3 separate regions of the Mus musculus genome follow, and all the other regions are linked to region 1. A link is a loop called in an ENCODE intact Hi-C map of the cell type or tissue named here. Cell type or tissue: left cerebral cortex. All regions are shown on one strand. Links, peaks and the distances in the headings refer to the core of each region. The heading gives the core; the rest is flanking DNA.

Region 1 (7,911 bases), core at 2,216-6,215:
ATGCAGAACACCCCTGAGAGACTGGTGTTGAAAACTAAGCCATGGTGGAACCAACGTTTGTGTGATGGTTGGCATTTTGAGCAATGTTTAAAGACAAGCCATGTAGTTGTACAGATTTCCACGTGAGAGTGGAGTGGAGGACCAGGGATTGAGCTTGCGTTTCTCTTTCTACCTCTTTGGTTATCAAAGGGTTAATTGACATAGAGAAATGCAGAGGGAAGGAGAGGGAGAGAGGTTGAGATAGGTATAGAGTTAGAAAGGAGAGACAGAAGAGGGGAGGGGAGGGAAAGAAGGAGAGAGTGAGCATCCTTGAGCAAGCACAACCTGGGTGGTGACTCCATCAGTGTCCACTGACACCCCATTTATCCCTTTCTTTGTTTTAAGATAGACTATCTTTTATTATTTATTCATTGACAATTTCATCTATGAAAACAATGCATCTTGGTTGTATGCACCCCAGCTCCTCCCTGCCACTCCTTCTAGGCATCTCAGCATCATTCCTCTTTCTGATGCATGGTCTGGTGTTCTTCCCACCTCCCTGAGGTCAGACTTGACCCATGGTTTGCTTCATCCCGTAGGATGTAGATACCAGTGAAGACCTTATTTCCAGGGCACAGTCTCCTAGTGCCAGTGCAGTTTTCTCACCACCTGACCTCTGTCACTTTCACTGATGATGACATCATCATCCTATGTCCCCTGGTATGGCCACTGTGGACTGCAGTCCCTGCCAACCTGTGATGGATGGGTGATGGATAGATGGATGATGGATGGATGATGGGTGGATGGATGGATGATAGATGGATGTATGTATGATGGATAGATGGATGATGGATGCATGATGGATGCATGATGGGTGGATGGGTGGATGGATGATGGATAGATGGATGATGGATGGATGATGGATGGATGATGGATGGATGATAAATGGATGGATGATGGATAGATGGATGATGGATGGATGATGGGTGGATGATGGATGGATGATGAGTGGATGGATGATGGATAGATGGATGATGGATGGATGATGGGTGGATGATGGATGGATGATGAGTGGATGGATGATAGATAGATGGATGATGGATGGATGATGGGTGGATGGGTGGATGGATGAAAGGTGGATGATGGGTGGATGGATGGATGGATGATGGATGGATGGATGTAAGTGACATGAGGGAGGACCCTTTGTTTCCTTAGCTACCAACTTTTGATGTTTGTTTGCAATGTATTCCATATCCTATCCTAACTGATTCATCATGTAACCTTGGGCAAAGAACTTTAATCTGATACTTGACTGTTTCTCCTCTTACCAAATGGCTACCTTGATCCATGCAGTTGGTTTTCAGAATGGCATAGGGTGACTGACAAGGAGCTTATTCCATGTTGTGTATCCTAGGGTTCTACCACTGTGAAGAGACACCATGACCATAGCAACTCTTATAAATGGAAATATTTCATTGGAGCTTGCTTCAGTTTAAAGGTTTAGTCCATTATCTTCATGGTGCAAAGCATGGAGGTGTGCAGACAGATGTGGTGCTGGAGAAGGAGCAGAGGGTTCTACGTCTGGATCATCCAAAGGCAGCAGGAAGAAAGTGAGACACTGGGCCTGGCTTGAGCATGGGAAACCTCAAAGCTCACCCCATGATATACTTTCTCCAACAAGGTCACATCTTCTAATAGTGCCACTCTCTCTGTTGACAAAGGATTCAAATATGAGTCTATGGGGACCATTCTTATTCAGACTACCACAATGTAGATAGGTAGAAAGAATGCTTTAGTATGTGCAAAAACATTGTTCCATACAACAATAGAGGTGTTTGTGTTATACATTAATGTGTGTCCCCGAGTCATGATTGACATTGGGTTGACAGCAAGGATGTGGAAGGGAACCCTTCTCACTGTTCACCTGTTTCTTGGATAGCTGTTTGGTGAGGTGGATGTGCCAAGAGTATGGTTCTGAACCTCACACGGCCAGGACCTGTTTGTGAGCCCCGACCTCAGTTTACCTGTGCTGTCTAATGTCCAGGTCGCCTCATTTCACTTTCCGCCCCTGAGGCTTTCTGTGCCTGTTGATATGGAGAATTTGGGGGATTGATGTTATGAATCTATTTGGATTTTTTTTACATCTACAAAGAGTAGAGGCAAACCTAGCTAACCCAAGTAGCAAAAACGGAGGACAGCATAGTCTCCAAAGCATTGCAAAGATCACTGAGACCACAGGAAGGGAGAGCCGAACTTGGAGGCCACATGGTCAAGGGCTCATTCTTAATTATGCTACAGTTCTTCCACACTTCAAACTGGCTCTGTCGGTGTCACTGCTTGGGTTCATCACTATTTGTACTTTTATCACCACCCTTGGATCATGTGGTCCCCGCTTCTCCTGTCCAAGCAACAAGCCAGCCCAAGCAATATCATTCTTTGAAGAGCTTTCTTAAGAAAACAGAATTTAGACGGTGACTTGGGGCTTTGGGTGGCTAACAGAGAGTGTCTTTCAGTGTGAGCTATGATGTCCCCATACGGACGTGGACATACTGTCGAGGTTCGTGAAAAATGAGAAGCGACGCTGCTTTTGTTTTTGCTTTAGTGCCAATCTAAAAATTTATATCCAGCTGCCTTTGTTTTACAACCATCTCTAGGAACATAACTTCAGCGGTAAGCCTGCTGACATCAACTACGGCTCTTTTACTTTGAGAGTGCAATTGGGCTGGGGACAGAAGCCCAGCGAACTCAGGATGATGTCCTCGGGTGGCCGCAGGTCATCTGGGCTCCAGTCTCTGCAGGAAGCGTCTGTGGAATCTGCTCATGATAAATGGGGGGAAAGCGAACTGTATGCAAAACCGAACGACCTCCCGAATGGCGGGCAGGGCCCCCTCTGGAGCGAGCAGCAGTGCATTCCCTGCACAGCACCGTTGCCTGGCACAGGAAATAAATGCTGCGGAAGAGGATTTTATGGTTTTACAGAGCTGCTGGTATCCATTTAATATGTTGGTTGAAAAACTGTCGGAGGATTGTCGGCACGAGGATTCCATGTCCACGTGTTTCAGGAACATCATCGTAAGACAAACATTAAGTAAATCGCATAAGAGCAAAAATCCCATCTATATTAACATCAAGAATCTCAGCGTCTTCTCCATTGAGAAGGGATACGGACACAGCTTGAGTGTGCCAAGCTGTGAGCTCACGAAAGCTTGAGGTGGGAGTAGGAAGGACAGCTTAGAGAAGGGAAGAGCACACGGAAGACCTATGATGAGACAGCACTGTGAGGAAGTGGGTCACCACGGCAGGTGCAGCCTTGGCTTCAGTTCAATTGAACACCACACGTTCAATGAGACGTTATTATGGAATGTAAGCACAAATCCTGCCTGGCACATAGTAGATGTTTCACACTCACGGGTGAATGAATGGATGCCTACAGGAAGTTGGTGAGGAGTGCTATTGGAGGACCTGTTTGACTTCACAAAGCCACTGACCAGTGAGGACTTGGTGACATTGGAACAATTACTAAGGTGACAAAATGAGAGTAAATGATGATTTGGATACAAAAAATTCTAAGTAGCTGTGGGTGCTGGGGTGAAGGTAGTGGATACAGTATGTGTATTAGTCTGTTAGTGCTGTCATAACAAAAGAGCTCAGACTTCATAGCCTAAACAACATGGTGATGAGACTGGCTCTCTTCCTGGCTTATAGAGGGCTATGTTATTACTACATCTGCACAGGACTGTTGAGATAGACATAGAGATAGATAGATAGATAGATGATAGATAGATAGATAGAGATAGAGATAGATAGAGGATAGATAGTTAGATAGAGGATAGATAGATAGGCAATATAGGTAAATAGGTATATTAGATGATTGATAGATAAATGAAAGTTAGATAATAGATAAATGGGTGATAGATCAGTAGATAGATGTATTATAGATGGTAGATAAGTAATAGGTGGTAGAAAGATAGTAGATGACAGATAAAGATAAAAGATAGATAATGGATGGATGGTATCCAGACAGATAGACATGATAGATGATCTAGATAGATATATGATGGATATATAGATGATAGATAGATAATTGATGGGTAGATGATAGATAATCTGTCTATCTATAGATATATGGTACATATATGACAGATGAGAATCTGCTTCCTCCTCTGCTAAGGAGGGACATCACCCCGTCACTTTGGTCTAACTGTGATTATCTACCTCCTCAAAAGCTGTGTCTCCAATAGTCACTTTGAACATCAGGACTACGTTATGGGAGGTATTTCCCTTTACTGGGTGCTTTGCCACATTTCATTAGAAAACCAGATTCCTTTCTGTATTTCCCATTCCCAAATGCTAGGAGTAGTAGCTTTGGGTGCTTATGTGTCAACCTCTAGTCAGTACAAAGGGCAGCAGGTTTGGTTTTTGTTTGTTTGTTTGTTTTGTTTTGTTTTTAGAACCACATTATATCCTAGTAAATTGAGCAAAATGAGCAGAATTAACAAAAAAAAAACCCAAATATCTTTTAGGATTGTAAAAGTAATTGCAGATAACTCGAAAGACACAGAAGCATAAAGCTGCCAAGAGAAATCCCCCTTCAGTCCAGAACCCAGAGCCCATCCCTGTGTGTTGTGTGTTAATGGAGTCGTGTGTCTGTTGTCTGCAGCAGCCTCTAGGGGGCCTCTGAGCCCTATCCTAGTTCCGGTCTCTAGCCCTGGACAGCAATCTTGCAAAGCTTGCAGTTTCCCCACTTCAACAAAGGCTTTGCAGAAACCATTAATCAGCTGGGTGTGCAGAACTTTTCCGAAGGAAGAGAGGAGTAACATGAAAGCCGGGTGCTTTGAGGTTGCAGCCAAAGGAGGCTTAACCTTTGGTACCATTGAAAAATGTCTCCATCTTTAGTTCTCGCAGTGACAGAATGCATGAAATCACCTTGGACACTGTCCCGTTCAATGTCTTGCAGGCTTTTTGCAGTAAACAGTAGCCTGTCTGCTTGACAATGTAACACCCATCAGCTGCTTCCTTATATAAACGAAGCTTAAAAATGAAAACAAGAAAGAGATTTCTTTTTTAGCTATGTAAATCAGAATGTTCCCAAACCTAAAATTACAGCCATTTTCTAGCTAGAATTAACAACACCAGGCACCAACTCACCAGTCAATCATGGTGCCAATCAGTCTTGAGTAGAAGACATTGCTTTTGAAGTGGGGAGGGCTAGCAATGGCAGGAAAGGGACAATTAACCTTCCAGTGTGTGGCAGCCTCTGTGCATTCATTTGGTCCCAAACCCCCATCATCAGCCGGAGGCTCAGAAAACCTGGCAGAGCTTGCCAAACATTCACTATCTCAGGTCCAACTGAGCAGCCATCCTCCGTTCCACATTTATGCAGCGCCTTTGTGGAAACACATTCAACACAACTGGCCGTTTAGGAAGCACAAATGAAACCCATTAGGAAAGGGCACTACACACTTTTTAGAACGCTCACAAACAAAATTAGAGACAACGCTAAATGCTGGAAAGGACGAAAAACAACCATTCCAATGTTACTGGTAGAAATTTAGGACAGCCACTTTGGAAAGGTGAGTTTGCCAAAACTAAAGACACGGTTAACCTGTGACCCAGCACTGGCAGCCCTGGGCGTTTATTCTGGGGAAATGAAAGGTTACGCTCACACAAAACCTTCACACAATTATCTACTGCAGCTGCGATGGCTAGTTTTAATTGTAAATTGGGCACAACATAGGGTCACTTTGAAAGAGAGCCCTAGTGAAGAACTGTCCACATCATATTGTGTCTGTGGATGTCACAGTTAGATTCTGTTGACACACCTGGGTGTAGGGGACTTCACTTGCAGAATTGCTTCCATTGGCTTGACCGGTAGCCATGGATATGTAGCTTTTTTTTTTTTTTTTTTGACTTTAGATTGATGGGCAAAGATCCAGACCACTGTAGGCAGTACAATCCTTAGACGGGGGGCCTAAACCGTATAAGAGCATATATGATTTTGGATGTATAAAATGAGGGAACTAGAATGAGAGGATCAAATCAGGAGTGGGAGAGAATTGGGGGGGTGGGTGGCTAGGGAAGGAATATGAGGGAGGATCAGTTACAACCAAGGGCCATCTGAGGAGTGATATGGAAACCTAATACAGTACAAGTGTCCTCTAATGTACATATATGAAGATGATTTAAATGAAATCAACAATTAACAGGAAAAACAGAGCCCTAACTGGACATCTCTCGTTGCTAAATGAAGCTCACACTACCAGGAGTGGGTTACATGTAAATGGACCTATTGGCCAAGGAGTCCCATGGGAACCCCCAAAGGACCCAGGCTATTGTCAAGACTATTGGAAGCTCTTCATATATATGCAGTAGGGCTCTGTTGCTGAAGACAACACCTACACAGCCTGTCAGTCATGGGGATGTTGAAGTGGTGCCTACCTAGAGCTTCCAGCCCTATAGACTGGTGTTCATGGTACTGGAAGGCACTGTGCCTGCCCCTAAAGGAGAAGCATAAACCCTAAGCCAGCTACAAATTGTTTAATCTACAAGAATGACCTGCCCGCAAGACACACTAATGCAACAGTGGCACAAAGCTTATGGGAGTAACCAACCAATGGCCCACTCCATGAGATTGGAACCCATCTGCTCGAGTAGCCAAGAACCTGAGGCTAGATATCCCAAGGACCTAGGGGGCAACCAAATACTACTGCTCTGCTAAAGGAATGTAGCGATAAAATGATTCCCTAGAACACTCTGCTATACTAGATCCGTGCCTCGCTCAGCCATCATCAGAGAAGATTCCTCTTGTTACATAGAGATGGGAACAAACGCAGAGACCCACAGCCAGACAATATGCAGAGGGTGAGAGACCTTGGGACACTCAGCTCTAATCTCTCCCTCAGGGCTTAGGGAACTCTTCAGGAAAAGGAGGCAGATGAATTCAAGAACTAGAAAGCATGGGAGATACCAAGGAATCAAGGCCTTCTAGACTCAACAGGGCTGGCACACATGAACTTGCAGAGACTGAGGCAGCATGCACAGGGCCTGCAGGGGTCTGACCATGGGGTTCTAGAGCTGAAAGGAGAAATGAATACAACCCATCCCTAACCCAGAAGCGAGTTCCAGGACAACCAAAGCTACACAATGAGACCTTGTCATGAAAACAGACAAGCAAATAATAATCCAATAAATAAAATATTAAGGGCTGGTGAGATGGCTCAGTGGGTAAGAGCACCCGACTGCTCTTCCGAAGGTCCGGAGTTCAAATCCCAGCAACCACATGGTGGCTCACAACCACCTGTAATGAGATCTGACTCTCTCTTCTGGAGTGTCGGAAGACAGCTACAGTGTACTTACATATAATAAAAAAAAAAAAGAATAAAATATTAAAAGTTTAAAATTTTAAATTCTAAAACTCGGCAAGAGTGACAGAATGTGGGTTTCTTTTAGGAGGGGAAGCAGGTTGTGTGGGGACATATATAGGACATATATAGGGTGACAATCTCACATCAGGGTTTAGGTCACAGCCCAAGGCAAGGATGCGCCATGGTTTTCAGTGGCTCAGGTATTGCACCTGTGTCTGTCTTCCCTTACAGTCTTGCAGCTATTACCAGATCTGGCTGGCAGTCTGGGAAGGGAGAGGGAATATGGAGAAAGCTTGCCCACCCTTAGCTTTCTTAGCTAGCATCAGCATCCGTCCTGCTCATTTTTAATAGCACCAGGACTTCATCCAGATGCTAAAGGATTGGAAAAATTAGCTTATCAATTGTTTTTGAATCTGTGGCTTTGGGAAGCATTTAATGAACTCCTGCCAAAGAGAGTTTGAATGTGTGTAAAGGCACTGTGTGTAGGAATAGCTCTGAGTTCCCTAGAACATGAGCTGTGTGTGAGAAGAGTCCTAGTGAACGGGGATCATTCACTCCACACACCCTC
Region 2 (7,911 bases), core at 2,475-6,474, 110 kb after region 1:
CTTGTCTTAACTTCCTATTCCTCTAGAGCCTACACTAAGGACAGAATTCTACCTCCCTCATTTTTGTTCCATAACTTGGCTTCTGTAAAGCAAAACAATGCCTCCTGCTGTGGGATTCTAGGAATTGCGTAACTAGACTCTGAAGATAACTTGAGAGGCGTAGCCGGCTCACAAAATGTGGAGGCCCTGGGCTTTGTAAGTCTAGTCTTGTTTCTTCTTCAGACAGAGTAGTTTTAGTTCATCACTAAGAGAGCAAGGAATTAGAAGAGTGGTCAGTGTCAATAGGCCTTCGTGGCCTCCATGACTAAGTTTATTTATTCCCTTATGATGGCAGTGTAGACAGTTCCCATTAGTTTCCAGTTTTATAAATGAGGAGACTGCATAATGAGATTAGTTCACTAGTAAGTGGCACCGGAGATTAGAACCCAGGTAGCCCAAGCCAGAGCCTGAATCCTTACTCCATTGTGATGCCTGTTCCTCAGATACTGGAGATTGAGTCAGCAGGCACTGGATTTTGGCAGGTGATAGGAAATGCAGCTTTTGTAAATTCTAGCAGAGCAGTGGGAATATGAGCAATTCCCCTTAGACCCCATTTTTCTCTGAGTAGAATCCTAGAATTTAGACCCAAAGAGAAATGTAAAATTATTATGTATATCAATAGTCACTGCTGCAGTCAACCTGCCCCATTCCCTGTCCCCAAACCTGACATACTCAGAAGAGCAAGTATGTATTTAGTGTCAGTAGGATTCTATTACTCTATAAAATTGACTTAAATATTGATTTTGAAGTTACTTAATAATTACATATAAAATTTAAGATTATGAAATATTTCTCACAATATTAGGTTTTCCTCAAGGTGAGTGACAAAAAATGATGCTTAGGTAGATAGGAACGGATCTGGGGCACAATGACTGCGAGTAATGTGGGTGAGGATGCGCATCTGGTCCTACGGAAAGGAGGGATCAAAGTGGGAACGCCGCAGCTGTGTTTCCAGGCCAAGTTCACCAAGGTAAAGGGGCACTTCCGGTCTCCAAAACCACAGAGACTAAGATAGCCAGCTGTTGTTTCTGGGATGTGACAATCAATGGTGTCTATACAAGTCCCATGGCTCTGTGGTTTGTCTTCAGGAAGAAGGCATAGAAGAAGTGAGGGAACTGGTCAAGGTTTCCCAGGAGGCGCCAGAAGAGAAGATGAAGACTGCACTCCGTGACTTCATCACGCAAAGCAGGTGGGTGACGTCATCAGAGATGCGCTCCGAGGAACTCAGCTTTTAGTGACCTTGAGAAATCAGCTACGCTCATGTGCATCGGATGAGCTCGTCACAGTGCTCTATCAGTTAGCAACACTCTTAAAACAACTAAGAAGCCAAGGGGAGGGGGAAGCCAAAACGGGACACACCCACTGCTCAGATACACATGGAACAAGGGGGAAAAAATCCTCATAGCATTAACACCAAGTCACATTAACAGCAAGGGGATCCTGTAGCAGGATAAATGGAAGGTAGGGCTCTCTGGGGCCTTTGGAGGCAGCTTGCCCCCATGGGAGCAACTTGGACCATCCTGAAACTAACTCAGTCAAGACAAGCAAAAATAAGAATTTGCTAAAATAGACTTACTAAAAAGTGAGTGGAGATTAAATTATATCAAAGGTAAAACCCAGTAGACAGGCAGTAGGAATACCCAATATTCTGCTACATGTGTGTACATATATACATATATACATATACATATACACATACACATATACATGTGTGTGTATGTATGCATGTATATATGTATGTATATATACATATGCATGTATTTATATATATATGCATGTAAGCAAAGAAATAAATATGTCACTTGTGCTATCTTCATCTGCTTACATCTTTTCAGCACAAAGCAATATTAAGCATGAGTCCTGATGTGAACCAAGGGCCAGTGACAATTCCCTTGAAACACCTTTTAAAAGCGTCATAATCTCACACCTCATGTGGCAAAGTATCGGCAAGCAAGTAACAGCTCAATAACTTCCATATTCCGGGAGGTCTTGAGGGTGATAATTAACTGTCCCTCCTTTTCTTCAAGTTTTCAGTCAACTGAAAGGACACCCGCATGTGTCCGTCATCAAAACGGTAGTTTTCTAGCCAGGAACTTCGGGTCTGAGAAAGCAGGCTGGGCCCGAGGGAGGTCAGATTGGAATTCTCGCTGCTTGAACCTTTCTTCGACAAGCAGTTGGTCTTCTGAGACCACCTCTACAACAAGGGCAAGCCATTCATCATGTAGAGGTGACCCGGCTGCCCACAGCCAGAGGGTAGGCTGGGTCTGTGAGGTGGGAATGAATGAAGGCAAACATTGCATCACTCACCCCAATTCTGATGCAGAAAAAATGTATTTCCATTAGTCTCTGTGTGATAGGAGAGACTCTAGGCAGCTAACATGTCTACTTGGGCTGGTCCATCCCAGAGAGTGGGATGGAATTCCCTGTACTTTTAGTAATCACAGGGATGCAACAAGAGTACTCCCAACGCAAAATATGACCATCTTACTCTTTATAAAAAGGAACAGGAAATGCAGTTTTAAGAGGATCCCCAAAGAGAGTGTGACAAGGTTTCCAAAAGGTACCAGGCAGAGCCTGGGTGGAGTCTCCCATCCTAGATTCTCCTTTGTAAATTTCCTTTGTAATTGTTTCACCACACAAGGACCACACGCTTATTGTATAATATGTGCATCTAGATTCCATATTCACAGTCCTGTTATGGATATATTTTCAGTTTTCTGTATATTCCTACTTTCAGAGAAAAGAGGTTAAATTTTTCCTCCTGGACTAGTTTTCCCTGCCTTTGCAGACACATATCCTTACATACACACTCATAAAATACATCGTTTCTTCCAAATGGCTGCAGATATTTGCCCAGCAGTTGCTCCTACATTTGTAATATATCCCAGGCAACTTCACACATGGATATATCATAATGTATCTTAAACAATAGTTCATTATTCCATTTATTCTAACACCATGGCAAATACTCTATAAATATATTCTTAAAAGATCATTCCACTATTTCCAAAGGACAAGAACTCTACCGTAATTTTTTAATCCAACTATGCACGTGTTAAAACATACATCAGTTCTATCAAGTATTTGTAAACAATAAATAACCAGTTATTTCTACAATAGCCCACACTTTCTATACTCCCCCTTACCACCACTAATTGTGGATAACATTACTTTTATAAGTGAAGTCTCATTAATTGTAATATCATTTAAATCATCAGTAAAGATAATATGTTCATTTATATTTCTTCTTGAATTTTATTCATAGCCATTGTTATTTTCCTTTTTAAACACATTTGAAATTTCATCTCCAAAAATGTTACTCTTCAAGAAGGTGGGGACATATCTCAGTCTTGATTCTAAAAGATCTGCTCTATATGTAACATTTCAGAAAAGCATTGGTGTGTCTTAAATATGTAAGACTGTATTATTTCATGCAAATTTGTAGTGAACTTTGATAGCAGTTACAATGAGTTTGTATGAAGTAGAATTCGAAAATCTCAAACTAATGCAGGGCCTGGGTATCATTTTCAATTTTTTTCTTAGTTAGAAACAATTAGCACACCATTGTTTGAACCTAAATTTAAAAACCTGGGTTTTGTGGATCTACCAACTTTTCATTGTGCGACAGAGAGTAGATTTTTTTTTCTCCAAATCTCTGGAATCACACAAATGGATTTTCACTAAGCAAGCTGCAAAACGGATCTTCTCTTTCAGAGTTTTTATCTCTGAAGCAGAAAAGAAGCCAAAGACGCTGAACCAAACTGCATTAGATAAGAAACGACTCACGCTCTGCTGGCAAGAGCTGGTATGTGCAAACCTATTTATATTTTGAACACAGCTAAAGCATGTGATTTAAAAATAAACCTCACAGATGCCGCATAGGTCGCAGGGCAGACAAGGACAAGGTTTAAAGGACATATTTTTCTGTGAGGTAGAAACAGCAGTGGAAGAGAATGTGTGTTGGCTAGGAACTCATCTCTTGGAGATTCATGGTGATGAGCTACAAGTCCAGGAGCTCAACTTCTTATTCACATGGAGTCCCCTGCCCTTGTTGATTTCTTCCGAAATTTGCACTTTGCTAAAGCTGGGCATTTAGGAAAAATAGATGCTCTTCCAGAGGACCTGGGTTTGAGTCTTAGCACATGGAGGCTCACAACTGTCAGATCCGGAAGATTTGCTGCCCTCTTCTGGCCCCAGCCGTCATTACACATGCAGATAAACCATGCACACACATTTTCCTTTCAAGGCTAGGCTGCTAGATTCTTTCACCTTGATGTCTGTCCCACAAACAAGAAGCTAAAAGAAGTAACAATTTTCTCCTCTCTCCCCACTGAAAATCCGGGTTAAGGGTTGCCAGACTTCTGGAGGACAGGTGGCTACTGATGCCCCTCTGTGCCCTGCCTACTAGCACGGTGTTTGTAGATGCTTAAAGATACCTTACAGATGCTCAGTCCTTGTGGAATGAGTGATGGCTGAAAAATGCCAGCCCAAGTCAGACAGACCCTGAAATATCTGACTGTAAAGTCCCACCAATAACACACAAGGGACATTTGGGCAACGCTGTGATAATTCTATTAATAGAAATCTCTTAATATTTGACTTGTGTCAGGGGGATTAAAAGATATGATCAGGATTCAGAAAGATCAATTTTTTTAAAACCCTAACTAATCCAAGTCCAGAGGCTAAAGCTAAACCCTTCCTTCATCTTTCTTTCTAGAATATTTATTGCCTGTCCCCTAGGATGTTCACGGAAGCTGGCTTCCATCATCCTCCAGGTCTTCCTGCTTGGTCCTCCCTCTGGTCCTCTAGTTGACTATGCTGCCTATGCCTTGACTCCATTGCATATTCTCGGCAGAGCTCTGCCTGCTTCTTGCCTACCAACTCTGGCTGGACCAAGTCCACAACATCAGTGTCTTTATAGTGCCTTGTATTTGTTACTCTTCTCACCACAGTGAAAGGGTTTATTCCGGCTGGGCTTTGAAAGGTTAATGCTCAGTCATGGCAGGACAGGGGTGGTGGTGTGCATGGCTGAGGGAGTGTGTAGCTGAGGCACTTCCCATCTCATAGATCATGAAGCAGAGAGAAGGATGACAATGTTCGGTGGGCTTCCTCCCTTTTATTCAGATTAGGTTTCTCAGCAGATGACAGTGACCAGCCCAGCCATTCAGGCTTAGCTCTTCTCTCCTCCTTAGAAACCCCCCCACGTACTTACTCAAAGCTGTGATTCATCAATGCCCAAGGTATTTAATTGAGTTGCCAATAAAACGTCACCATCTTAGTCTCACGTCTCTTGTCTCTAGGGCAGTATCTCTTGCCTCCTAAAGGAAACCAGATGTCTTGGAACACTTCCCACTCAGTATCTTCTACCGATCTACACCTTTCCCAACTTTCTTCTCCTTCCTGTATTGGGATACCCAGCTGTACTTACTGATTCAACCACAAGCCTGTGATCAATGGTGACTTTTTAATCCCTCATTTTAAACCATCCGTGCAACCCTAGATCCTGTTGATTCTCCCCCTTAAGCATTCCAGAACTTACTTCACTACTCGAGCCCCTGAGAACCTCTGGTATAGACTTTGCAGTAGACTTCCTCTAGCTTATCTTCCATTCAAGAATCAAAATGGCTTTTAAAACAAAATGCAAGGTGATTACTTGTTCTTAGCAAATCACTGAAGTTTGTCGATGTTAATAAAGTCTGGATTCCCTTTGCACGGCATGCAGAGCAAACAGTGTATGACCTAGCATTGTGGCCTTGTCCTGCAGTGTGCCCTCACTCTGGAATTGTGTTCTGACCAGCTGGACGCTTGCTGCTTGTATATCTGCACATGTGACTGCTCCCTCTGTCAGGGCTGTCATTTGTTTAATTACTGACTGATGGATTCCATATGGGTCAGGTCAGATTGAGATCCTCCGGGAAGCTTGGCTTCCCCCGTGTCTGATCTCATGAGGCTTTATACATTTATTTGTATATATTGCTTTCATTTCACAAAACTGTCAAAAGAACCATAGTGTACAGCTGTGTTCTCGGTACCTGGCAGACAGCAGGTATTCATTCTTTTGGTCAGCATTACCAGAAGGCTTCTTATATGTTGGGCACAGACAAAGTGCTAGGAACACAAAGCTGAAAGTTCTTAGTGTTTGTCCCTGAGGAATCCATAAATGGCCTTGCTTATTCATTCTGAACTTACTTACTACCCTCTGTGTGCCCAGGAGGTACCGTATGTCACAATGGTTGTTCAGGATAAGGACAAGGCAGGAACCCCCTGTCCAACTGCAGATTGGACAGGAGAAGACAGAATGCAGGCAGGCAAACGACACAGACATAAAAATAATCTTAGGTTGTGATTATGAAGGGAAACTCGCCAAACCCACAGAGAACAGGAAAATATTTGACAACCTATAATTCCGTGGCGACGTTTAAACCGAAGCTACATGAAGTCTAGAAAGAACATTTGTGCAATAAGATCTGTGTGTTATAGCCTTAGGGTAGAGCAGCCTTGGCATGCCCCAGGATCTCTTGAGGAGCCATGAGTCTGGGGCACAGTGGGAGAGGAGAGAACGCTATGAGACAGATAGAAAAGCACAGCCAGCTCACAGGGCCTTAGAAGGTACTGTAAAGACTGTTTTTATTTTTAAACAAATCCTGTAAGTATAGGTGGAATGAATGAGTAAAAGTAAGTATTGCCTTTGCTTCTTTCCTCCCTTCCTCTGTCCCTCCCTGTGCCCTCCTCCTCCATGTCCCTCCATGTCTTACAATACCTAACACAAGGCTGATCCCACATCTCCCAAAGGCAGAAGCATGAAGGCATCTCAAAGTTGACATCTGGCTTTAACTAGTCCTCTCTCCTACTCTCAGATTTCCTCCCCATCCCATATGCCTCACTGGGAAGGACATCCTCTAATCCTTCCTTTCTTGGCATGGTCTCATGTAGCCCAGGCTGAGCTCAAACTTTCTTTATGTAGTTGAGGATGGCCTCCCTCCCAGGTGCTGGAGTTACAGAGGTGTACCACCATGTCTGGGTTATAAAATGATGGTGTTTGGCATTTAACGCAGATGTTTCTCAGATGGCACCTTTGGCTGGAAGCATCCTTCATAGTTCTAAGTTGAGAAAGGGACATACATTCTGGACTGATCTGGAGATCGGGCCCAGGAGCTGTGTGGCTTTTTTTTTTTTTTCACCTTAAAATGGAAATCTTGGTACCCACCTCAGAAGGTCACTACGAAGAGTAATGAAAGAAAATTGCAGGCATAGAGTAATAACTCAACACAGCTTAGCTGTTGTTATTAGAGTTCTTATTAAGCACCAGGGAGCTTAGTTCAGCGACTGTCTCATAGTCACATGGTCTGGACACGCTTCTGCACTTCCTAGGTCTCAAACATCTCATCTATCTACCAAGGCAGAGATGGTACCTACTGTCTTTACTGTGGTAGATTTCTTGTGGACTCGGTAATCAACTCTACAGGCAAAGCTCACTGAGGATATGGGGAAGAAAGCTTTCCAGAGAGGGTGAGATGAGTGAATCGAACTCCTTTGTCATTTCTGTTCAATAGTCAATGTGCACGATGTCAGACCCAAAGCCAGTCCAGAGAGTAGTGCCTTAGTGTGGGACTTGCAAACACCTCAGGACGATCCAGCGCAAGGCAGGGTCTGTTGCCTAGACTTCCGGAAAGATCTACACCACAATTCTTGTCCTTTTTTAGAAGGCAATGGCCGACGAGGCTGAAGGGGTCATTCGGCAACAGAAGAAGAAGCTCTCTCTTGATGAGATGATCCGAGAAGCTCAGAACTTTGTGGAGAAAATCCACTTTCTTGTGGATGAGGTAATCAACGCTACAGGCGAAGCTCATTGGGAAGAGAAGAAAGAAAGTT
Region 3 (7,911 bases), core at 2,475-6,474, 350 kb after region 1:
ACACAGTCCCTCACTACCACAAACGACACAAAGTTTGCCCCACATGGGGAAATCAAAGGAGGCAGCATGCCCTGAGTGCCATAGATGAGCCTCACCTTAGGAAAACCACCTACTTGATCATGGTATCGCCTCTGTCAGGTAACTTCAATCTTATTTGCCATATGTAAAATTGGTTTTTTTTTTAAGTTTTGAATATATATGACAATAACATTTCCTAAGAAGCTTTTTTCGATTCTCATCTCTTATGATATCTCCCCCAAAACCAGCTCTTGTCTTACATAACTCTACAGTAACTGTAGAGTTCTTATGTAGGAACCTTCTACAAGGTACCACTGCAACCAAGATAGGCTACTTCTAAGTCTGTATCATAAAAGACTGGCTTCTAGAACTCCTTCCAGCCATAGCCAAGACCTCAGAAAGCCAAAAGCTTGATTTCAATATCATGAGAGACTATGAATAAGAAATACCCAAATGAGTGGATCCAGGACTTGGGGACACTAGAAACTGTGTGGTGCTTGTTCTGTGTTTCTGTGTGTTTGATATAACCTGTTTTAGAATAACAACTAACACTATCTTGTTTCAAAAGCAAAATGTACTTTTAAAGACTTTAAAAATAATTATAAGCAGAAATGTTAGTTGCAAAAATGAGGAGGAAAGAATTTGCTTTAAAAATCTTGGCTGATGCTAACAGGCAACTGTACCGACGTCATACATCAGCTCTGCTTTTGACAGAGCCAACCCCTACTGTCAGTGGAATGCCTGCTACCTCTGCAAGAGAAAACAAGTTGAGCAGGTAAGAGTGTAACATAAACTCTGCCTTCAGATTGGAAAGGAAAAATCAGTTTGTAATTTTAAAACCGAAACAACCCAATTCACTCAGATAAGATATCCCACAAGGTCTGCCTCATCTGATATAAACTGATTCTAGAGTGATATCTTGTCACAAATTCTACCACAGGCCTGCTGATAGACACATGAGAAAGATAAGAACTGAGTGCCACATTTCAGCAGATCTTATGACCCATTTCAAAGCAGAGATGATTTTTTTTTCCTTTCTGTAATGTTTTATCAAAGCCTGAATGCTTCCCAGGATAACCTTAAGCACCTTTCCAAGGACACACAGGCTTCCTATAGTAAGAACCAGCCCTTGCCCAGGGACAATATGTCATTAGAAAGTATAGCTAGTACTCTACATTTAGTGCTTTAGTTGGTAGTTTACAGAATTAAGATGGATGACATGGCCTGCTAGTGAGGCACTTGTCGCCAAGCCTAAGGGCCTGAGTTTGATGATCTGGATCCAGTGTGTTGGCAGGAAAAACCAGACAACCCCCATATGTTGTTCTCTAACTTCTACAAGCATGCAGTAGCATGCTCACACACAAATAAGTGATGAAAGTATTAGAAGAAGAAGAAAAACAAGAATGCTGAAAAGGGTAAAGAAAACATGAGAGGTTTTCATTTAAAACAAACCAAGAAACCCACTGATTTTAGAATAGTATGTATGAGGGACAAGAATTCCCAGGGCAGTGAGGTCCTTTTACCTTATGTAATTGGTGAACAAGGTAATATACTAAGCAAGTCTAGTTATCCCCTTAACTACGTGATTGGGAATAAAACTTAAGTGGGCACCAAGGCACGCTAAAAACTGACGCAGCAGCACCTCTAAGTGTCACTGACTCGGAAGCTAGCCAGAAGCATCAACAAAGAAAGACAGATGTCCAAACTTTGAAGTGTTTTAGCTTATAAAGGGGAGACATTAAACCGCCAAATTGTTTCCTATAGATTTACCTCTCTTTGTTTTTTCCTGAACAAATACATTTAAATGACCAACGGCTTCCTCAAATAATTTAGATCCTTAAGTTTTATTGATGCTAATGACCTCCATGGACTTGAGGTTTTAGGTCCTTCCAAGGATAGCTAAAACCATCTTAGATTTTAAAACACTGTCTTCATTAGAAAATCTAACACTCCTACCCAATACCCTGCTGGTATGTGCAAAATAGATAAAATTTAGCAAGTCAGGTATTGATATTGTAAAACGTGCATTTCAATAACTGCTATAAAATTATATTCAAAGGATCCTCCAATCTTATACCATGTTGACAATGTAGAATTTCCAAGACCTCGCTTTAGAAAAGGGAAAATGACGTTTACAGCCTCACCTGAGCGACACAAACTGACTTTCTAAGATACGCCTGTCTATATTGTTTTCAAAGAGAACTTTTTCAGAATTTGAGTCTTTTTAAGCCACACATAGACTAAAGGTATGCTAGTTTTCGGTTATGATTTTCTGTAATGTTGTGATTTACTAACTGAATTGATTGGAATACTGCATTTTCCTGAAAAAGTGTTGTGGGTAAGCAATGCCTGAAATTATCCATTACTTTATAGTGGCTCACAATCCCCTAAACTGGGGAGAAAAAAAAAATCAGAGTAGTAAAGGATACAACCAATAAAAAGTCTCTTAAGTTGTAAAGGTAATCTAATATCAGGCAAGAGCTTGCTTTCCTCCCGTGCACAGGCCAAATGCAACCTTTCAAGATGCCTGAAAGCCACGTTCCGAATCAGTGCTGAAGTGTTCTATACTTCAGAACTTACAGAATGTTTACATAATACTTTATATTACCAACTTCAACTATTTAAAAACTTCCTAACACATCCAAATGTCACATAAAGAGTAGCTGTGTTTTTGTGTATACAACAGAATTTACATAGCAAGAAAAAAAAAACTTTAAAGACTGAATCCATTGTAGTCTTTGCATCTTTTCAATGCCTTTTCACATACACTCAAATTCTGACCTACCACATTCCGCACTTGTTTTAAAAATATCCTATCTTAACGTGTCTGTTTAAAAATAGCTTTCCTTTCATCCTTTCCCAATTATTTTTAAGTAGAAGTGTGCTTTTCATTTTCAAGTCACAGATTTCTTAGCCCCAACCACCCAAAAACTCACTTCATTCTTTCAAACTCCAAGGAAACAAACTCTGGAGTTCAATTTGAATCTCCAGACTTCCAGTACACACTCAGTTGCTGGCTCGATACAATCTTTCCTTGGGCCATTTCACAACCAAATGTGAGAAGCAATATAACAAACCAAGAGCATCTTGGGAGGGGACATCCACACACCTTCAAGAAAGTTTCCGGCTGCCTGCCCAGTTCCTGGCACTTTCTTAGACCAGGCAGGGCATGCCACCTGCATGGGTACACGGTCTCAGGAAGACACCAAAGGCTTAGGGAATGGAGGGCTGGAGAGAGGAGGCACAGGACAAACCAAAACACAACCCTGAGAGGCAGCTGACATTTCAGGATGAAGCTCCGAAATTCCACGGCCAGGGAGGCACCAGCCAAGCTCGGCCCTAACTACCTGGCACGATCCGCTCGTGTCCTGTCTTGGGGACACTCGGAAGGTGGAAAGTTTCCCCTTTCGGCCGTGCCAGGAGCGGGGCAGAGTGTGGGGAGGCGACAGGGGTCTGAGAAGTAGGTCTTCCCAGGCGGCCCCACCCGCTTACCTTGTGCGATGGCAATGGACTCGAAGCGGTGCAGCTCTTTGAGCAAGCAGCTCCTCTCCGTGGAGTGCAGGCTGTAGATGAAGTCGCGCGCGCCCTGCGCCGTGTTCAGCGCCTCCATGGGCTCCTTCTTGGGGTGTGTGCCCAGAAGCCGGGGACCGCCGGGAACCCCGAGCGCCAGCAGTCCCCGGCCGCAGCAGCACCAGGACGGCAGGCGGGGCGCGGCGGCAGGGCCGGGCCTCAGGCTGCGCGCCGTCCGGCTCCCCAGCAGCGGCAGCAGCCGGGACATGGCGCTGGAGCGCGACCCCCGCAGCGGTCCCAAGGGAAGACGGCTTCGGGGCGCAGCTGGACAGAGGCTCAGGAGCTGGGCTCAGCCCGGCCCCGCCCCGGGTCCTCCTGACGCGCGGCCCGGGCGCCCGACACCATGCACTCGGCGGGCCCGCGCGGCGACCGCCTCCCAGCCGTGCCCGCTCCGCTTCCCGCAGGCCGTGAGCCCGGGAAAACTTTCTGCGCCGCGGCCGGGCCGGGAGCTCGGAGCGGGCGGGCGGTGCGGGCGGGCGGGCGCCTCCCGGATGAGGAGCGGCGGCGCGGGCGAGCTCGGCGAGCGTGTCTGATCTTCCAGAGGGATGAGTCACCGCGCGCCGCCCTCCTCCGGCGCCGCCCTCCGCCGCCGACCGCTTTCCCACCCTCTGGCCTCACGCCGGCCTCACTCGGTAGGGCTGCTGCGCCCTCAAAGCAACCGCGCCGTGACAATCAGGCCCGAGCCGCAGCCGCCACCCCTAGCGGCGGAGCCCGGGATAGGAGGGCGGGGCGGCAGGGACTGGGCGGGGACTGGGCGGGGCCACGCAGGCGCATAGCCGCTTGGGAGGGAGCTCATCCTGGAGTCTCCACCCACTCCTTTGCGTGGCAAGGAAAGGAAGGGGTGCTTACCCCGTCAGACGGCATCCGCCTGTGTTAAATGCACGGCAGAGAGCAGCAAAATAGAGTTCAGGGCTGGATGCCCGGCGGGGTGGTGCAGCTCCCGCACTGCTCTCCGAAGCACCGTCCTAAATCTGGAGTTCGGACGGCCCTGGAGGAGCAGCCGGATGGATAAGAGCCTCGTGGGGTCACCGCACCCAGCCCAGGCCTGCGGGACATGAAGCACAAAGAGCCGCACCCTTCGCCAAGCCAGAGAGTGCCCACCGAGGCCAGACAGTGCGGCGCTGAAACGCCCTCTCTGGCAGCACCCTGGGGAAGGCGGCAGGGCCGGCTCAACCCGTCCCAAAAAGAGGAGGGTGTGAGGCTGAGACTTAAGATTTGGGGAGGAGAATACTCTTCCCTGACCCGACAGCTGTTTACTTGGAGATTGTCAACTCTGGAGCCAGGGCGAGAATGTCATAAACCTTTATCGAATGGTCTCTGGGGATTTATGTCCCTCTTTTGGTGCCACGCGGAGGAGAGACTCATCCCTCTTGCCCAGATCCTAGATATTTGCAAGGCCAGGGTCAAATGTCACCTCCTTCATGAAACGTTCCCTTCTTTGTAAGGAAGATCACTGCTTTATCTGAACCTATCTGAGGACACTTAGGCACCCTATCTTAGAAAAATAAATCTGCTTAGACGATAAATCTACTCAAGTGTAATCAAGATCCAAATCCCCTCCTTATCGTAACCACTGCTGCAGCTCAGAACCTTGCATGAAGTGAATGTGCTATAAGCACGTAAGACAGCACAGCCAGTCCCACAGCTGTGGTTTTGAACTTGCAAATGCAATGAACCTCAGACCAAAAGTACTTGGAAAAAAAAGATGTATCTGCAGACTTTCTCATTATTCCGTTAATGGAACAGTGTAACAACTATTTCCGTGCACCTACACTGTATTGGTTATTATAAGTAATCCAGAGATGATTTAAAGTATGTCGGAGAGTCCAATCAGCTGTACTTTTATAAACCCTTCAGTTAAAATTAATGTCCTCAAGAGTGAACGGGAGGGGGGACGGGGGGGGGGAGGCTAACTGGGGGGGGGGGGGAGACCCTCCCCTAGAGTGGGTGGCACCTTCTGCCGGGTGGCCTAGAGAAGAAGAGGACTCCTCGAAACTCTGAAATTCCCATATTGCTTCTTTACACTGCCTTCAATTCTTACCAGAGAACGTGTCCACCTTTGTTCCTACTGCTGCCCTCCACTGACACCACTGTTCCCTTCTACAGCCTTCTGAGCTGGAATGACAACCAGAAACCCTTCAGGACTCTTCCAAGTCCCAAGCACCAGATTTGGACTGTGGCCAAATCCAGCTTCATGTACAGTGTGTGTGTGTGTGTTGTGGGAGCGGGGGGGGGGGGGGGGGGGAGGGTCCTGCAAGCTCTACAGCAGCAGGGAAATGAACTACCAGAGCCTCAGCTCAGCCAGCAGTCAGCTGGTGCTGATTCAGACTTCTGGAGTCTGACACCAGACCAGTTTATTTTAGACTTATTTAAATAAAGTACAATTTTGGAAAAGTTTCTTGGTAACAATTATCCCAATCCCACCTGCACAATAAAGCTTAAAGCTACACTGAAACTAATGTGTAAAGTTCATGTGACCTCGACCATGAAGATGGGCTGTTTAGCTTAAGGGCCTAGGATCTGGTGTGCTTTTGGTCATACAGATAGAACAAAGGTTACCAGGTTATGAAGTGCACATGACACCTCCTCTAAGGATGGGTTCTATTGACTGAGAAACAAAGAGAGGTCTAGGGAGAAAGAATCTAGGATAGCCCTATAGATAGCAAAGATCTCCAGGCTATTAACAACATACATTCTCAGCCTTCTTGGTGGAAAACATATACATTTTCTCCACTGAGGAGACAACGCTGTGTGATTAACATTCCTACTTTCTCCAGTGCTTATCTGTGATTACCGGTGCCCTCTACAGTACTGAGTGGCTTCTGGGTTCTCCACCTTTGCAGCATACAGATGCCATTGTTGGAACACACACACACACACACACACACACACACACACACGGTTCCGTTTCTCTCAGAACCCGATGGATACACTTATAAGTCATTGCCTAAATGTGTTAATAGTACATTGTTAAGCAGGGCATGGTGATGCACAATTGTAATCCCAGCACTTGGAAGGCAGAGGCAGGAAGATCAAGGAGTTCTAAGCCAGCTTTAGCTACATAGCATCTTCAAGGCCAATGTGAGCTACGTAAGACCTGTGATGGTGGCAGGAAGTGGTGGCACGTGTCTTTAATCCCAGCACTTGGGAGGCAGAGGCACGTGGACTTCTAAGTTCGAGGCCAGCCTGGTCTACAGAGTGAGTTCCAGGACAGCCTGGGATACACAGAGAAACCCTGTCTCAAAAAATTAAAAAAGAAAAAAAAAGACCTGTGATGGTTTGTATATGCTCAACCTAGGCAGTAACACTAGTAGAAAGTGTGTCCCTGTTGTAGTGGGTGTGGCCCTGTTGGAGTAGGTGTGTCACTGTGGGTGTGGGCTTTAATACCGTAGTCCTAGCTGCCTAAAAGCCAGTCTTCTCCTAGTGGCCTTCAGATAAAGATGTAGAACTCTCAGCTCCTCCTACACCATGCCTGCCTAGATGCTGCCATGTTCCTGCCTTAATAATAATAGACTGAACCTCTGAACCTGTAATCCAGCCCAAATTAAATGTTGTCCGTTATAAAACTTGCATTGAATGTTCAAAATACCACACCAAAACAAAACAATAACAGTCTCCAGGCTGTGTACTGAAATTCTTCTCCACTGAAACCTCTTGGGCCAGGTCTGCACAATTCAAATCACTCTCAGCAACAAAGTCTTTCATATTCCTACTAGCATGACCCATTAAGCCCCAGTTAAAGCATTCCATTGCTTTCCAATTCCAAAGCCCCAAAATCCACATTCTTTCAAACAAAAGCATGGTCAGGCCTATCACAGCAATACCCCAGTCCCTGGCACCAACTTGTTAGGGTTTTACTGCTGTGAACAGACACCATGACCATCCAGACAATCCACTGGCTACAGCCCATGAGTCAGTGAACAGTCCTACATCTGCCCTTTTCTTCTTCTAAACAAACTGTAATGCCATGTATACTGCCTGAAGTTCTGCCCACTGTGAAGATTTTCCTTCACCTGTATCTTTCCAGGTTGTCCCAGAAAGGGGTTGTAATGCTGCAGCTGTCCACTTCTGGGTGGTGCCTTCATATCATGCAGAGCCATCAGTAAACCAGGTCCTAGTCGTCTCTTCTTCCTATGTCCTTATGTAGGTCTCCAGCAGAAGATGTGTACCACCACGACTAGATCTGAGACTTGTTTTGTCCCAGGCTGACCTTGAACTTAGAGATCTCCTTGCCTTAGTCTCCTGGGACTCATAGCCACTATGCCTCAAGATCTCCATGTCAAGATCCAGGCCAGAAACTTATGTCTCCTGGCCTCAAGATCT

What was found. Peaks named below come from ENCODE experiments on the same cell type or tissue, not always from the same donor. Only the 100,000 strongest peaks of a DNase experiment are listed, where the experiment ranks them.
Region 2: it touches region 1 in a loop (4-fold over the local background); 33 of 42 quality-filtered maps call a loop at or near these places.
Region 3: a loop joins it to region 1, with 5 times the contacts of the local background. A loop is called at or near these places in 5 of 42 quality-filtered maps.

The regions. Positions count from the first base shown.
Region 1 is chr15:58,467,882-58,475,792 of GRCm38, forward strand. No RefSeq gene overlaps it. Among named protein-coding and RNA genes, the nearest start is that of Fer1l6, 38 kb to the right of the region's middle. In left cerebral cortex, for the core only: a CTCF peak has its summit at 4,617; a DNase peak (open chromatin) is centred at 4,775; H3K4me3 peaks cover 461 bases; H3K27ac peaks cover 618 bases.
Region 2 is chr15:58,574,122-58,582,032 of GRCm38, forward strand. It overlaps Fer1l6 (fer-1-like 6 (C. elegans)), which reads left to right. Exons shown (of 41, transcript NM_001370912.1): 15 at 1,128-1,228; 16 at 3,754-3,844; 17 at 7,743-7,862. Among named protein-coding and RNA genes, the nearest start is that of Gm36451, 19 kb to the right of the region's middle. In left cerebral cortex, for the core only: a CTCF peak has its summit at 4,217 (motif pointing left); DNase peaks (open chromatin) are centred at 3,899 and 4,178; H3K27ac peaks cover 294 bases.
Region 3 is chr15:58,819,333-58,827,243 of GRCm38, forward strand. Tmem65 (transmembrane protein 65) reads right to left here and starts at 4,095. Exons shown (of 7, transcript NM_175212.4): 1 at 3,511-4,095. The coding sequence starts at 3,796. Gm24041 (a small nuclear RNA gene) reads right to left here and starts at 146; the gene lies at 1-146. In left cerebral cortex, for the core only: a CTCF peak has its summit at 4,291; DNase peaks (open chromatin) are centred at 3,186, 3,643 and 4,301; H3K4me3 peaks cover 2,531 bases; H3K27ac peaks cover 1,832 bases.